Linked DNA regions of Mus musculus: region 2 is linked to region 1. The links are chromatin loops, found by intact Hi-C in ENCODE. Cell type or tissue: gastrocnemius. All regions are shown on one strand. Links, peaks and the distances in the headings refer to the core of each region. The heading gives the core; the rest is flanking DNA.

Region 1 (8,332 bases), core at 155-8,154:
GCCGCACAGCCATGCAGAGAGATGTGCACACGCACATTACACATGCACACAGCGCCACAGCGCCACTCTACACCTTGTCATCCCCTGGACCTGTTCTCCTCAAGGCCTCCACAGAGAATCCCCTCCTCCACAGCCCTCCGATATGCCCTGCGTTGCAGCCAGATGTTCCGTGGGCAGACCCCTCTATGGGCTGACAGGCGGTGATTACTGTTGCCAGCCCCACATTAGGAGAGAATTGAATGGGAGAGGGCCCCCACCCGCCTCAGGCTCCCTACAATAGCGCTTTTGTGAGGTGCTTTGCTGCCTTTCTTTCCTCTTCCTTACCAACCTACGTCAGGAGCAGCTCTGCCTGTGGAGAGAAGAAAGACAGACAAAAGGAGGAGTGTTGACTGATCCACCCCATCCTGGGTGGAAGGAGGGAGGGTTCTACTTGGGAGAGAAGGCTGTGTTCCTGTCCCCCTTCCTCCCTGGGTGATAATCCAGAAGGGCTGCCTGAGGTTAAACTCCCCCACTGACTTTTATCCATCAGCTAGCCTTATTTGTCTGGAAGTTGACCCTGGAGATGAGACCTGGGAAGGGACATCGTGCAGAGACCAGCAGGTTCCCAGAGATGGAATCCAAAGCCTCTTGCTCTTCCAATCCTTCCTGGATTGCCCCCCTGAAGTCGGGTGCACATTAGACCAACAGGGGTTAAGTTTCCAGGACTCCAGTTTCCAGGGCTGGGGTGGGAGGGTGCACAGCTGAGGGTGGAGAGAAGGAAAGTAGGGATGTGTTTGTTGGGGAGCTGGTGAGACAGACCAACATCTGGGATGGTCACTGCCCCTCCTCCCTGCCCAAACCGCAGACGCTGTGGCAGCAGGAAAATCGGAGCGGCTCAGACCAAGGATTGTGCAACCCAGACCCAGGAAGCCCCAGTGCTGGAGGTGGGAGTGGGGACTTGGGCTCAGAGACAGAATCCACTTCAGAGGTGAGGCTAGACACACATAGATACCGCACGCTGGTTTCTACACTAGATTCCACAGCTAGTAAGAGTCACTTTCTGGTTCAAAATCCACCAAGAGGTGGAATGGGAAGCCCTGGCTCTGGCTGGGCTCCAGTGTCCAGCAGTCAGAGGCTGAGTGCCATTGCTGGTTCTCTGCGGCTGCTGTGGAGCACATGAGTGTGGAGGGGGAGGCCTTTGTCCAACAGTGCCCCACAGTAAAATGTGTAACTAGAGAAGTTCCCGAGGGAGCTAAAGGAGGCCAGCCCAGCCCAGCCGTGGCTAAGGAGCAGAGACTGGGGCAGGAGGAAGAAGGCAGAGCCACGAGAACTCTGATCAGAGGGCTACCCCAAACACACCAGAGAGGAATGGTGGGTTTTCCTTTTAATGCAAACTGTTACCATACAAAGTGATGTGGGGAAAGCCCCATTCTCCCCTACACTGGAGGGGGAAGGGAGGGAGGGCAGCTTTGTCTCTGAGTTCTCTCCCTTCGGTCATACTGAGGGCAAGAATGCTGTCGCCTGCTGTCTGGGGTTGACCCTCTCCAAAGGACAGGGCTCTGAGTTTGGAACTAAACTTTGTGGACATAAGGCAGGAGTGAAGATTTAGGGTGTTTGTTTGCTGTTCAGTTCTAAAATGCTACCCAGGATCTGGAGTTCTGCATAAAACAGAGGGGCTTGAGAATTTGGTTGTCCTTTAGAAATTAGGGTATATGAGCTACCACCACTGGCCTTCGTTTTGAAGGATGAACTGCAGGAGAGCTCACAGGAATATAAATGTCTGGGCATAAGAATCAAGAGCACAAGGCTAGCTGCTTAAACTTCCTCCTCCTTCTTCTTCATCTCCAATTTGTAGACAATCTGGTAGCCATCATCCCAGGCATACAGCTGGCGCTCACGGGGGTTATAGCGAAGGCTGGCATGGGCACCATATCGGCGTGGAAAATAGGAGAGTGCTGCCCTTTCAGGGGCGAGAGTACCACTGGCATCGAAGGAACACTGAATACGAGCCCTACTGGCAGGGCGGGTGTTATAGACAACGTACAGGGTCCCACAGATGACAAACGCAGCCTCTGCGTTCTCTCTGGGACATGGTGTGTCCCACTGCTGCTCTGTGTCAAGTGTCTGTGGGTCTAACTTGGCTAGACACAAATGCCTGTCATCATCTCGAGTGGCATAGACAGCCCACAGGCCCTCCTCATCAGCTGCCAGGTCGATATATGTATCTGCTGTCAGGCCGTAGGGGGGTATCAGGCTCTCTGCAGGGAACACTGAGCTATCCACCACTGTTCGGTTTGCCAAGTGAAATTTGATCAGCTGCAGAGTGTTCTCCAATTCACCACCCCCTCCAGGTCCTCCAGGAGGCCTTCGAGCATAATAAAGGAAGCCACCGTACACCAGCTGCCCCGTGCCTACCCAGGGGAAGGGCACCCGAATTCGGGAAGCTTTCCGGGCAGCCATGGCAAGGGTGAAGTCACGCAGCCTTGGGAAGACAAAAGCCGTGTCGTTCTGGGTGCCGTCTAACACGTAGATCTTCTCTGCTGGCCCCAGCGGATCCTTGGTCCATAGGCCAACTGAACCACCAAACCGCTTCAGGATCTTCATTGACCTCACCTGAGCGACTGTGTAGCTACAGTCTGGTGGGGAAGAGGAGAAAGCACAGGAGAAGGAAACAGAGGCCAAGAGTTAGATGTGTATAACAGGAACTTCCCCCAGAGTGGGCCACCTGGGGAACAGAGACACACTTTTCCGTGCATGTGTCCACTCACGGAGGGTTGAGAGATGGAGTACCGATAAAGGACAGGCCTCTAGAAACTCTCAATGAATGTGTCATTCTGAAAGATAGAGCTATGGTGGCTTGGGACAAGAAGAAAAGCAGGAAAGGGGAGTTCTGAAACTGTCTGGACCTCTGTGAGATCACTTACCCGTCACCATATCGTATTTCTCATTTCTTCGGCCCTTGCCTTTGGCTCCAGGACCTCCAGTCACCTTCTCATCCAGCTCTACACAGGGCAAAGCTGGGTTCTGTGTCTCCAGATAGTCTACCTCCCTTTCAAGACGGTCCACTCTTCCTGAGATGGAGTCTGCTTCAGTTCTGAGGGTCTCCCGCTCCTTCTCTGCCACCTCCAGGAGAGGCAACATCTTGTTTTTGAAGTCCCGAAGCTCGGCAGCATGCCGACTACTCTGATCCTGGCATTGGGCCAGCCGTTCCTGAAGGGATCGGGGAGTCAGGAAGGGTGGGTTGCAGGTTTATAGCTCCCAGACAAGCAGAGGCCCAGCCAGGGAGTCAGGGCCAGGAAAGGGACCAGCTCAGCCATGCTCCCACAGCAGAGGAGACTAGTCAGTGGTACCATCCCATCCGAGGAACCTGGCTTAATTTGCCTGAATAAGAGTCCTTCACCTTGCGTTCTCAGTGATCTGAGCCTCCAGGAAATTAGGATGCTACAGACTTCAAATTGTCCAAAAGGGAGTAGATGTGGGGTGCGGGGAAGAAACGGACAGGAAGTTGCAGGCAGATTGCCTGGGAAACTTGAACAGTATAGCAGCATAGATGCAGCCCGATTCTGACTCTCATTTCCCCTGCCCCCTTATTCCATCTAATCTGAGGGAGCCGTGTTGCGTTTATTTGCTGGGCAATTGTCTTATGTTGGGGAAATAAAAGTCTGTAGTTAAGAGGCTACTCGTCATTAAGGACTTCTTACACAACCCGATCTTGTCACTCCCAGAGCCCTGACAGCTAGTTGCACCTATAGATGTGGACTCATCCTGGGTGAGAAGAGAAACAAGTCCCTCACCTCTAAGGCAGCTAGTCGGCGTTCCATGTACTCCACAAGGTGGTGCTGCTGTCCCTGAAGGGGTCCCGTCCATGACAAAAAGAAGAGGAGCAGCAGAGGAGCACTGGGCCCCATGGCAGCCTTAAGTGGGGCCAGAGGAGTGTGTGCATTCGGCCTCTTTCCCTCCAGCCCGTTAGCTCTGGGGGCGGGGCGGGGGCGGGGCCTCCTCCTTCCCATCTCTGGTGTCTCTCACTACTCTGGAATGCTTTCAGTCTCTTTACAACCCCCACCCCCTCCTTCCCGCCTGGCCTGATCAAACACAGATGGCCCCTTTGCACAGTCGCCAGAAGCCTTAACTACCAGCAACTTAGACTTGTGAGCTCCTCCGGAAAGGGGAGAGATGGCAATCTGGAGGCAGAGGCCTTCTGAAAAATGAGCAAGTTGCAGGAAGCCGAGACCCCCGGAAAACTCAGCAAACTCCATTCGTTTTAGGAGAGGGCTTCCAGTGCTGACTCGGTAAGAACCCAGCACCCTTCATTAACCTATCCCTTCTCCAGAAATAACAGAATGGATTTTCTGCCTTGTTCAGTGAAGCCAGAAACACAGGAGATGAGGTTTGAGGGGATGGGGGTTGGGGCAAAGGGAAGTCAACTTTCTATAGCTCATTGGCGCCACCTTGTGCTGAGCATTCTGGGGCCATCTCCCATGGCAAAGAAATCAGGCGAGGACTTCACCGTGTGGAGAATCTCAACCTAAGCAAGCCAAATCACAGGGCTCCCTATGGAGTACCAAATCTCTGATTTAGCCCAAGGAAAGGAATAGAAACAAAACTGGAGGTTGTTGAGAAATGGGAGGTGGGGTTTTTTGTTTTTGTTTTAAGCTAGCTGACTTAAATATCCTTGACATGACTTTCCAGGTATTTCCCAAATAGGAGGGTGCAGCAAGGACATGCTAGTTTACATTCATGGATTTAGGGGAGAAACCTGAAAAAAAAAATATGTACAACATAGTCTAAAGGAAAACAAATATATTCTGACCTTCCTATCACTGGGAGAGAACAGACTATTGATCGCCTTTCTTGGTTATGGTTCAGTAGGGCATTTGTAAGTATCTCTCATTTCTTTAAAATTAAGTAAAAAAAAATTTGGTTTTTCAGTTACATATGCTTTTATGTGTCTGTATACAGGTATCTGCATGGGATACAGGTATCCGTGGGGACCAGACGAGGACGTCAGATCTTCCAGAGCTGAATTTTAGGAGATTGTGCGCTGCCTATTGTTCCTGAGCACTGAGCCCCTCTCCTCTGAAAGAACAGTACACTCAACTACTAAGCCTTCTCTCCAGCCCATGTTCCTCCTTTCTATCCAGCTAAAGCTACAGGGGAGCTAGGCAGGAACATACATCAGAAGAAGTCAAATATGCAGCATTTACAAAGGGGCCTGCAGTGATTAATCTAGACAAATTCCAGTTTCTTTTCAGGAGAAAATTTTGTTCACTTTGGAATCAAGAGAAATTGGATCAGAGGTTCTTCTTGTTTTTAAGAGTTCATTATGTGTCTGTGTGGGTATGCACCCTGCAGCTGGAGTTAGAAATCACTTGTGAGGGGTCTGACTGGGTGCTGGGAATGGAACCCAGACCCTCCATAAGAGCAGCAGGTGCATTACCGCAGAGCTGTCCCTAAAGAGGTGACAGCTCTAACAGGGCCTAAGGAGACAGACAAAAATATCTTTCCCTAAGTTTCATTTTCACTGTGCTGATTTGAATGTTTGGTGTCATGTGCTAGGAAATGATGTTAATTAGTTTATCTCAAAAGCCATCTGCCTTTTCAAGGGGTCAGAGTCAGGGAAATACTTCCTACAAAATTATATTCATTTCCAGTATGGAAATGTGTACAAAGATGTTCTAATGTAGCAGTGTTCTTTCTACTCATGTTCAAACAGAATGCTTAGGCACTTCAAAGAGGCCACATGTCAGTCCCCTCCATGTCCTAACACAGAATTGAAACCAGCCACAGTCAGAAAATTTACCCATTTTATTGATGCATTGCAACTGCTCTACTTTTTTACCATATTATGTAGAAAATACTGAAAATACAAGCTACTTTGTAAAACCAAAGACAACAACGAATCCAAAGATAAACTATGTTTTACACAATGGACCCTTTTCCCATAGTTAGTATTAAATTTTAAATAGCTATTTCTTTTGTTAAAATGATTTTACATACTCCCTAAGTACACCTGCATTACAAACATAGATCAGTAATTCTCAGAACTACCTGTTTCTAGAAGCTTGTTGTAAAGGAAGCACACAACCAGAAAAGGGAGAAAGAAAAAAAGTTTAACCACACACAGGAACTAGCATATCAAATACATTTAATAAAGTAGGAATTCCATTGCAATATCAAGGATTCAAAGCAGAAATACTAACATTACATATAATGTACATATAATGTACTGCTACATATAGTGAGATTATTTTTCAAGCTGAATTGAATTGAAACCACACATTATATAAAGTTTAGCAACAAACAACCATGGAAACGTGGAGACATGCTGCACCATCCATCAGTTAAAAAAAAACACAAAGCAGGCTTGGCCATTCCTGTCACCGAGAGGCAATTTCATCTCCTATCCTAAAACAAACCATCTCAACTAGTAAATTCCTGCATACTAATGCAGAATAGGACAGCCAGTACTGTGCTGGCCTGGCTAAGCCCCTCTAGCGGATGATGACGGATGAGCAACCACAAAAGCAGGCTCTCAATGGCCGGAACTGTTTGAAATGGGGTTCTTCTTCCTGGGGTTAACAGGGTAACCACCTCCTAGTTGCAACTGGGGACTCTGGAGTGACTAAGTGTCCTGGTGTGTGCCTATGCAACCCTTCCAGTTCCTCTCTCACCTGGGAAGGGAGAAACTGGAAATGCACGTTCTAAGAGAAGGTTTAAAGCCTTAAGCTGTTCCAAGGTCAGGCAATGCTGACCTAGGTCAGCGCTATGTTCGTAGGGCTCTCCTCCATGCCATCAGGGCAAGCAGTCAATGTTAAGCCCCAGGCCAGAATGAATGTAAAACTATGTCTGGCGCATACACATTCAGCAGACACAGATGGGTTATCTAGGAAAATCTGAAATGTCAGTTTGCAGAGTGACAACCTCAAAGTCTGTAAAGTCACACTGCTAGCCAGATGTCTCAGGTAACGATGCAAACTCCTAGGCATCCTCTTTTCCCATAAATTTAAGACTCCCATCTTCAATAACTGCTTATTGGATTAGGGAGGTGAGGAGGTGGGGACAGGGTTGGTTTGTTTTTTCCCTGCATCTCATTCCTATAAAAACAATAAATCTTGTCCCTTATAGAGAAAAGGTTAAAAAAAAAAATGTTTGCCTAGAAACTAGAACTGTATTTAAATAGGAAAAACCCAGAATGCTTGGGGGAAAGGAAACACAAAGATCACACACAGAATGACATAAACGGTATAACACTAGTGACAAACTACACAATGATGCGTGGTTATCTCAACCAACAGACTGCTGAACGCACAGCTTAATATAATGATTAAAGAAAAGACAACACACACCACGTTGCCGGCAGGCTAAACTGACTACCTGCCCTGCCCTGGAAACTCTTCCTCCCCATGATGAAGAAACTCCAAGTTCGTTGACAGCCCCTCGGTGTTCCACCTGGTTCAGAGCTTTCCTGACCGGGTTCCATGAAATCTCCCATCTCCATCCTGCACCTCCCTGACACCACCTACACAGAACCAATCCTAGAATTACCACTCTGATATAATTTAATTCAGGTGGACCACATCTGTAGCTTAGGGTTAACCTTCTCCCCACAAATCCCTCACGGGCAAGAATGTCCCCACCCCTAGTACCTTCAACTTGACCCAAATCCATGGAGGGGTTGAATACTAGGACAATTTTACAGTGTGAAGGGCCCCAAGAACAACATGTTGTCCCAAAGAAACCTCAGGAATTGTTCAGATTCAAGAGGTTTTGCTTTCTTTTTCATATTCGTCACTAATTAAGAAACCTTTCTGTGAGCTTCTTGTCACCAGTAGTTCTACAAAACCCTTCTCGTAGTATGGGGACATATTAAGCAATACAACAGGCTCTTTGGTATAAACACATCTGTTACATGCTTTAAAAAAAAAACAAAAAACAAACAAAAAAAAAAAGCCAAGCAAAGTTTACCAGGAACGACAGCTATGCAGAAAGGACTATCATATCACATGGAGGAGAGAAAAGGAATCCCATCCTAAGTGATGCACAAACCTTCAAATATGCATATTTAGCACTGGCGTCACTCTTCTCGCCTGCTTCCTGAACTCTCACAGAAGCCAGGTAGCAAGGCACAGTGAGAGAGCCACGTTAGGGAATGCTTCTGTGAGAACTGAGCTGAAGATCCAAAATGGAACGGGACAGAGGTGGCAGTTAAGGAGGAAAGCTGCGGCTTTGACTTGTCACTGTCGGTAGGGAGACTGAGAACACGAACGCATTTACACAACACAGCTACTCAACCTGCTCTGTTAAATCCCAGCGAACAGCTTGGGGTCACTGGGGCTTGCTGGTCATCCTAAGG
Region 2 (8,332 bases), core at 120-8,119, 150 kb after region 1:
TAGGCTTGTGAAGGTCAGAGGTCAACTTCAGGTGTCACTCCTCAGTAAGCCATAAACCTTGTTTTGAGACAGAGTCTCTCATTGGGCCTCAGGTTACTGAGTATGCTAGGCTAGCTACCAGGAAGCCCCAGGGGTCCTGTCTCCAGCTCTCTAGTACTGGGATTTCAGGTGTGTTATACCCTGCCAAGTTTGTTTGTTTATTATTTGCCTATTCTGGGAATTGAGCTTAAGTGCTTACCAAAATACTACTTATCCAGTTCCTACATTTTTACCTTTGATTTATAATTTGAATTTTTTTCCCTTAGTGTAGCTAAAGTCTAATCAGTTTTGTTCACCTTATCCATTTTTCCTTTTCTCTACTTCATTTGTCTCTGCTTTATTTATTTATTTGGTTTTTTTCAAGACAGGGTTTCTCTGTGTAGCCCTGGCTGTCCTGGAACTCACTGTGTAGCCCAGGCTGGCCTCCAACTCAGAAATTTACCTGCCTCTGCCTCCCAAGTGCTGGGATCAAAGGTGTGCACCACCACTGCCCAGCTCTTATCTCTGCTTTAATCATTAATATTTTCTGGTTGTTGCTAAGTTTGAGATTGATTTTAGTCCACCCCCCTCCACCCTGCACCTAGTTCCTTAAAATGTAAAGTTATGCTGTTCATTTGGGATCTTTCTTTATAAAATAAATATGTCATTTAGTTTATATCAACTCATGCAAGCTAAATAAACATTGATTTATACTTAACACTACATTTTATTAATTCTTTAAGAATGTATTAAAAATGTTTTGATCATTTTACCCTGACTTTTCTCCCTAATTCTTCCCAGAACTACTGCCCATCTCTCTACCCCTTCCTAACTTCATGTCCTATTCTTTAAAAAGCAACCCACCAACTCTAGTTTGTGCTGCTAATATACTTATGGGTGTGGGGCCAACCACTGGAGTAAGGTTGACCTACCAGGGGCTACACCCTTAATAAAACCCTGACTCTCCCTTCCCCAGAAGCCATCAACTGCCATAGCAACTCAGTTAAGAGAGTGTATTATTGAGCCCACCCCCCATCCACGTTTGTGTCGACTGGCTTGGTTTTGAACAGGCAAGAGCACTGCTTGATGTCCTGAATGAAGTAGTCTTGTCATGTCCGGAATACAGTTTCAGCCCAGTCCTCCCTGATCTTTCTGTCCCCTTTTCCGTGATGGTCCCTGTGCCTTGTGGGGGATATGGGGGTGGGGGACAGGTGTTACTTCCCAGTCTTCCAACTATTAAAATGTTTCATTGACATTGCTTCATGAAAAACAAGACAAGACAAAACATACAAACAAAAACCTCTGACATCTCTTTTGAAGATTCAAGCACAATGCTCAATTCCTGAACAAAGCCTCACGGTAGAAGCTGACTCTTGTCCTCTGGATTTACCAAAAAAGTGAGTAAATTTTGCTTAGCTAAGTACTGACTCACTGTGCTTAAAGGATGAAATCTCACGCTCCAGTTGCTATGCTACTCGAAGAGACCTCTTTTCGGTATGGTCATCATTCTCTCCTTGCTTTCCAGCGCCATGAGGGATGTGAAAACGACAAACCAGCATAGCAAACAAGGGGCTGAAGCGGAGAGCACTGGAGGGTCTTCCCTTGGCCTTAGGACTTCTACGATGAATGCCGAGGAAGAGTTGGTTTTGCACTCGGCTAAATCAAGCCCTTCTTTTAACTGTTTAGAGCTAAACTGCGGGTGTAACAACAAGGCTGTCATAACCAGGAACGGGCAGGCAAGGGCTTCTCCAGTCGTGGGAGAGCCCCTTCAGAAGTATCAAAGTCTGGATTTTGGTTCCATGTTGTTTGGGTCGTGTCCTAGTGCTCTGCCCATAAACACAGCGGACAGGTATCACAATTCAAAGGGGCCGGTAAAACGGACCAAATCAACTCCCTTTGAACTGATTCAGCAGAGAAAAACAAATGACTTGGCCGTGGGAGACGGTTTTTCATGCCTGGAATCTCAGCTGCATGAGCATTACAGTCTCAGGGAGCTGCAGGTGCAAAGAGTGGCCCATGTTTCTTCAGAAGAGCTGAATTATTCACTGCCTGGTGCCTGTGATGCGTCGTGTGTGCCCCGGCACAGCCCCGGCGCTTTGAGAGTGCATCTGTACACATCTTTAGCGGAAGATCCTTATTTTTCATCATCCCCTCCGAATAGTGCTGATTCGAAGATGTCTTTTGATCTGCCTGAGAAACAGGATGGAGCCACTTCCCCTGGCGCTCTATTGCCAGCCTCTTCTACAACCTCCTTCTTTTATAGCAACCCACACGACTCCCTAGTGATGAACACTCTGACCAGCTTTTCCCCACCGTTAAACCAAGAGACAGCTGTAGAAGGCAAGTTTGTTTTTGTTTTTTAATTTGTTTGTTTTGGACTTTGCCTGGTTTCCATTACATAATTTGGTTTCTTCTCACCCTAGCCCTTCTCTTCCTCTGCTTCTTTTTCTTCTTGAAGAAAAGAAAAAAAAAAGAAGAAGAAGCAGCAGAGGAAGAAGTTCTGGGAGTGTTTTGGTGATATACTAAATAAATTGATGATAACAGTAGTGGAGGCAGTCAGGTCTGGGGACCCATCTGTGCCAACAGGAAGGCCTCATACATGGCCAATTCTTATTCCAGACTTGTTTGCCAAAAGCCCATAAGTTACCTTTAGCATGCAGAAGCAGCTTCCCAAGTACAGAGGGCAAACTGATCAACAGCACTGCACGATCTCCCAGTAATATTTGTTATACCCTTATGCATCTGTAATGAGTTGAATGCATTGCTAAGCATTGAATTCTTTTCCTGTAGGAGTGGAAAGGATAGGGCCTGATTTCCTGCGCTTTTGCAGTGTCTAAGTCGATGAGAATATGTTTAGTATCGTGTGACATTTTTTTAAAAAATCTTTTAACACATTTATATTTATCTCTTAAAATTCTAGAATTTTTTTTATATAGCAAATATACTGTTTTAACTAAGTAGTCAGAAAGTAATAGTGAGCCTACTATTAGAGGTTATTATGGGGTGTTTCTTTGCCTTTTCTTTTTAGTAAAGTGGATTGAACCTAGTACCTCACGCATGTCAGGTAGGTGTTTAAGTTGAATCTGCAGCCCTAATAGTTTGATGTTGAAGATGAAGGAAGCAAAGATCATGTTTAATTCTCTTAGGCATATCTTGAGGTAATCTGTGGAGAGCATTTACTTAGAAAAAATAGAAAACTGTTGTTCTATATTATTAAATGTCATTTCTTTTGTCCTTTTTTTTTTTTTTTTTTTTTTTTTGACGTCACAGGGCTTGAATCCAGCCAGCTAGGAAAGAGCTCTGTAACTGAGCTAGAGCCCCAGCACACGTCTCTTTCTTCTCTCTTTTCTTGATTTAGATAAGGTCTTACTACCCATGCTGGCCTGGATTTCATAGATGTCAGGCTGATCTACAACTCACAGCAGTCCTGCTTCAGATTCCCAGCTGCTGGCATTAGTTTCTCTCTTTCCTTCTCTCTGTGTATATGGTGTGTGTGTGTGTGTGTGTGTGTGTGTGTGTGTGTGTGTGTGTGTAGGTCAGAGGTGACTTGTACAGAGAGAGAGAGAGAGAGAGAGAGAGAGAGGTGTTTCTCGTTCTACCATGTGATTCTGGGTTTTCAGAACTCAGGTTTTCAGGCTTTACCCACTGAGTCATTTCACCATCTGATGTTTTCTTTTTATAAATAGCCATAATACTTTAAATTTCTTAGAGCATCAAAAATAACAACAAAGTTATTTTCATAATGTAGCAAAATTGACATGTCTGCCATCTGGTGGCCGTTTCTTATAATGGCATGTAAAATGTTCACACATTTTGAGTATCCTTAGACAGAAAACCCTGTCCTAGCGCTCTAGTTCACTTCCAATCCCAGAAGCTTCTCCCTCTTTCTTGATAAACTATATCTGTTTCTGTAACAAACATTCATATTTTGGGTTCTGGGTGGACTGAAGAAAGAATATTTTGCTTTTGCTTTTGTTTTTAGTTTTGTTTTTGTTTTTGTTTTTTTTTTTTTAAGACAGGGTTTCTCTGTGTAGCCCTTACTGTTCTGGAACTCACTCTGTAGACCTGGCTGGCCTCAAACTCAAAGAACCAATCCACCTGCCTTTGCTTCTCAAGTGCTGGAATTAAAGGCATGTGCCAGCACTATCCAGCAAAAAAAAAAAAAAAAAAAAAAAAAAAGATTTTTAAAAATATCTCCTGCATAAATAAATGTTTAGCTGATGAAAATGTCCTATTGTGAATTCAATGGAAAACAAAAGGAAAGAGTTATGTAGAAGATAATCCAAACCGCCCTAATAGCAACTCCATCAGAATGTGGGGGCACACTTAAATCTTTACATCCAGCAAAGAATTTCAAAGAATAAAAAAATTTACCTACAGACTAATTTATTCTTTTGCCTAGAGTAAGCAAATGCAAATCTGTTAAATTTATACTTAGGATGAGATTAGAATGCAAGAATCTTCTTTATTCTTATAAAACATTGCGATTACATTTCTATTACTTGGTTAGCTCCTTCTCGGAGGACAGATGATGAAATCCCCCCGCCACTCCCTGAACGGACACCCGAGTCTTTTATTGTGGTTGAGGAAGCCGGTGAGTACAGTCAGTAAGTATGAAGTGTGTGTCCCTTCTCAGGTCCCTTCAGTGTTCTATGTGCTGCTGCTGCGCATCCATCTGCCTCCTTTAAATATAACCTCCTTCCTAAGAACTGGCCATACCTGCTTTCTCGCAGGAGAGCCCTCACCACGTGTTACCGAATCCTTACCTCTGGTGGTAACATTTGGAGCATCACCAGAATGCAGTGGGACATCTGAAATGAAGAGCCATGACTCTGTAGGGTTTACACCAAGCAAGGTTTGTCCTTTTCTGACTCAACTCATTTGTATTCAACTGACTGTAGTTTTATTCTACACACTTAATTGTTTAGACATATTTATTTTATTTTAGGTGTTAGAATGTTTTGCTTGTATGTATACATGTGTATCTGTGCCTGCAGAAGTCAAAAGAGGGCATGGGATCCTCTGGAACTGGATTTGGGGATGGTTGTGAGCCACCATGTGAGTGCTGGGAACGGAACCCAGGTCTCCTGCCAGAGCAACAAGTGCTCTAACTGCTGCGCTATCTCTCCAGACCCTTCTCTTCATTTGGACAGCTGCCATTCAATAATTATTAAGTAGACCCTAACGTAAAACAACATGGTAGAGGCTGTGGGGGATGGGAAAGACGTGCAAGGCACATTTCTTACTCTTAAGAAAAATATAAATTCTTTTAAAAAATAAAGGCAAATATTGCAAAAAAAAAAAGAGAAACTTACATTGGAAGTACAGGATGTGTATATGAATCTTTATGTTTATTTTAGGAAGACCATATATCAATGATACATACATGAAAGATACAGAGACCCAAAAGGACATGGGAGCTTTTTTAGGTTGGAAGTAATCAGAAAAACCCAGTGAAAGAGAAAACCTTGAGCCTAAAAGGCAGTTAAAGCAAATCAACTGTTTCATAAGCAGATGATGATTCGCTGTAGCCACTTCATGGGCCCATCATCTTAGCAGTGAAATCACAAACAACAACTTTTAATGACATACACATATTACTTAAACCACTTGGAATAATGTTTCCTCATTCTAGAAGAAAAATCTGTGCTCCTGATAATCTGTTCTACATTTCTATATATTCTTTGAACCAACTATATAAGTATGTACATTGGTTTCAGAGAACAGAAAATCAGTCATTTAGAAGTTTCTACAAGACTGTGGGTGTGGCTTAGTGCTAAGCAAATTGTCGAGCTCTGTAAGACTCTAGCTTTATTCCCCAGTACTAAATTAAAGAAATATCTCCTATAATTGTAATGCTGGAAAATTACAATGTTAACATAATGTTGTTACAATTATTATTAATAGTATGCACACACATAATGGTCTTTTTATTAACTCACATAGTGAAGAACAATTAGCCCTTTTCAGTATCATAAAGGAATTACAATTTCAACAACTTATCTCCAAATAAAATTTTATGGCAATGTTCTAAATTATGAAATAAATAATTCAGAAGGAGATCAATTTAGAACTAATTTCCATATGATATAAAAGTATGAAGATCACTGTAAGAGTTAAGGGTTCCTTTTTATAGTTCAGCACAGTTATGAATTAAGAAATATGGCTGTCACTTAATTTTTAAAAATGTTATTTATTGCTTCAAGCTTGTATTGTGTTTGTACATATTACTCTTTCACTTTTTTCCTATTTAGAATGTGAAACTCCGAAGTCCCAAATCAGGTAAAGACTTCTCTTGACTTTCGATGACATTTAGTCCTAAGGACGTGTGTTGTAAGAACGGCTTGTTAGGAATTCAGTTCAGGAAGATTCATGATGCTTGTAATAGCTTTGCTATCTTGATTCATTTTTGGTTTTCTCAAACTAACAATGTTTGTTCTGTCATGGGCAAAGTAAGGGCAAGGTCCTTTAAAAAAACATTATTTCAGATAGAATATTTTAAAATTCAAATAGTTAAAACAATATTGTATAAAAAAAAACCAAATCAAACCAAACAAACAAATGAACAAAAAAGCAGCAAACTACACTACATAAAAACTACACGTAAAAAGGGACACACAAAACAGAAGAACAGAAGAAATATCTCAGAAGCAAACCCACATGTGCTTCTATAGTCAACTGACTTTTGATAAAGATGCTATGAACATACATGGGAGAATGGATAAGACTTTCTTTCTTTTTCTTTTTCTCTTTTTCTTTCTTTCTTTCTTGCTTTCTTCCTTTCTTTCTTTTTTGTTTTTTGTTTTTTTTTGAGACAGGGTTTCTCTGTGTAGTCCTGGCTGTCCTGGAACTCACTCTGTAGACCAGGCTGGCTGGCCTCGAACTCAGAAATTCGCCTGCCTCTGCCTCCCAAGTGCTGGCATTAAAGTCATGCGCCACCACCACCTGGAAATGGATAGAATTTTCAACAAATGACTCTGTGAAAATTTGGTATCCACATGTATAACAAAGGTGGGCTCCTACCTCTTACCAGTCGCAAAAACAGCCCAACATCTACTAAAGATTTAATTAGAAGACCTGAAACTATGAAATGACCAGAAGAAACACTTCAGGATTTTGGAATTGGTGAGGACTTTTTTGAACAAGACATTAAAACAAAACAAACAAAAACCCAACAACAACAACAACAAAACTACAAGGAAACAAAAGTAGAATAGACAAGTGAAATTATTTTAAATAAGTATCCTCACACAGCAAAGGCAACAGTCTTTGCCTTTAACTTAGAAAATCTTTGTGTTTTATGCATCTGACATGCACAGTTGTGCTCAACATTACTTTAGAGACTCAGATCTTATTTTCTTTTTTCTTTTTTCTTTTTTCTTTAGCGTGTGTGTGTTTTCTAGACAGGGTTTCTCTGTGTAGTTCTGGCTGTCCTGGAGCTTGCTTTGTAGACCAGGCTGGCCTTGAACTCAGGGATCTGCTTGCTTCTGCCTTCTGAGTGTTGGGAGCAAAGGCGTGCACCACCATGCCTGGTCTTAGTAACTTGAATTTTAAAATGGGGTGTTATGGATAGTGACCAAAATGTTTAAGGAAAACAAAAATAATTAACAGCAATATACATACAATGTATATAATATTTCATACTATACACATATACACACACAAACACACGCACATAGAGAATGAGTTCCAGGACAATCAGAGCTACACAGAGAGACTGTCTTTGAGGGGAGAGCGCAGAGCTGGAGAGGTGTAAATTACCTTTTATTCATGTGAATTAGATTGCCATCTCTGAGGTTTACTGCCTCTGTCTGCTAACCTAGGCCTGGTCCTGGAAGCTTCCGGCCTCATCCAATCTAATCCAGACCTGGAATGTTTTCAGCCCCCGAGGCTTACTGCTGAATAAACTCTGGCTCATTCTGTCTTCACCTGAGTCTAGGTTGTTCTCTCTTCAACCTGTCTCTGTAAAACTCTCCCAGTAAAACTGCCTCCCTCTCCTCTCATCCCCTCCCCTGCCCTCTCCTCCCTTCCTTACCCCCTCTCCTTCCCAACCCCCCTCTGCACTGCCCTCTCTTATATTGCCTCTCTATCCTCTCTCTTGTCATAAGAGTTGGGCATATTCTATTCTGTTAACTATTTCTCTGTCCCTTTGTCTGCCTCTCAATTAGACATCACTTTCAATCACAGTTGCTTTCTTACACAAACTCACTTTGTGATTAAAGGTGTGTGCTAAGGCTGAGCTACACCCCAATTTGAAATAGGTTTTTCCAGTTAACAACACAATCTCCAGGTTCACAAGTGTGATCAAATGTCC

What was found. Hi-C counts contacts between places; a loop is a spot of excess contacts. Peaks named below come from ENCODE experiments on the same cell type or tissue, not always from the same donor. Only the 100,000 strongest peaks of a DNase experiment are listed, where the experiment ranks them.
Region 2: a loop joins it to region 1, with 4 times the contacts of the local background. A loop is called at or near these places in 11 of 42 quality-filtered maps.

What each region holds. Positions count from the first base shown.
Region 1 is chr3:103,734,049-103,742,380 of GRCm38, forward strand. Olfml3 (olfactomedin-like 3) reads right to left here and starts at 3,953. Exons shown (of 3, transcript NM_133859.2): 1 at 3,774-3,953; 2 at 2,904-3,189; 3 at 1,346-2,615. The coding sequence starts at 3,887. The coding sequence ends at 1,795. It overlaps Hipk1 (homeodomain interacting protein kinase 1), which reads right to left. Exons shown (of 16, transcript NM_010432.2): 16 at 5,767-8,332. In gastrocnemius, for the core only: CTCF peaks have their summits at 3,808 (motif pointing right) and 4,436 (motif pointing left); DNase peaks (open chromatin) are centred at 883, 1,168, 2,240, 2,390 and 4 more places; H3K4me3 peaks cover 4,460 bases; H3K27ac peaks cover 4,471 bases.
Region 2 is chr3:103,883,984-103,892,315 of GRCm38, forward strand. It overlaps Ptpn22 (protein tyrosine phosphatase, non-receptor type 22 (lymphoid)), which reads left to right. Exons shown (of 21, transcript NM_008979.2): 12 at 1,339-1,415; 13 at 1,544-2,358; 14 at 4,529-4,612; 15 at 4,752-4,873; 16 at 6,273-6,300. Among named protein-coding and RNA genes, the nearest start is that of Rsbn1, 26 kb to the right of the region's middle. In gastrocnemius, for the core only: a CTCF peak has its summit at 3,797 (motif pointing left); a DNase peak (open chromatin) is centred at 3,795; H3K4me3 peaks cover 181 bases.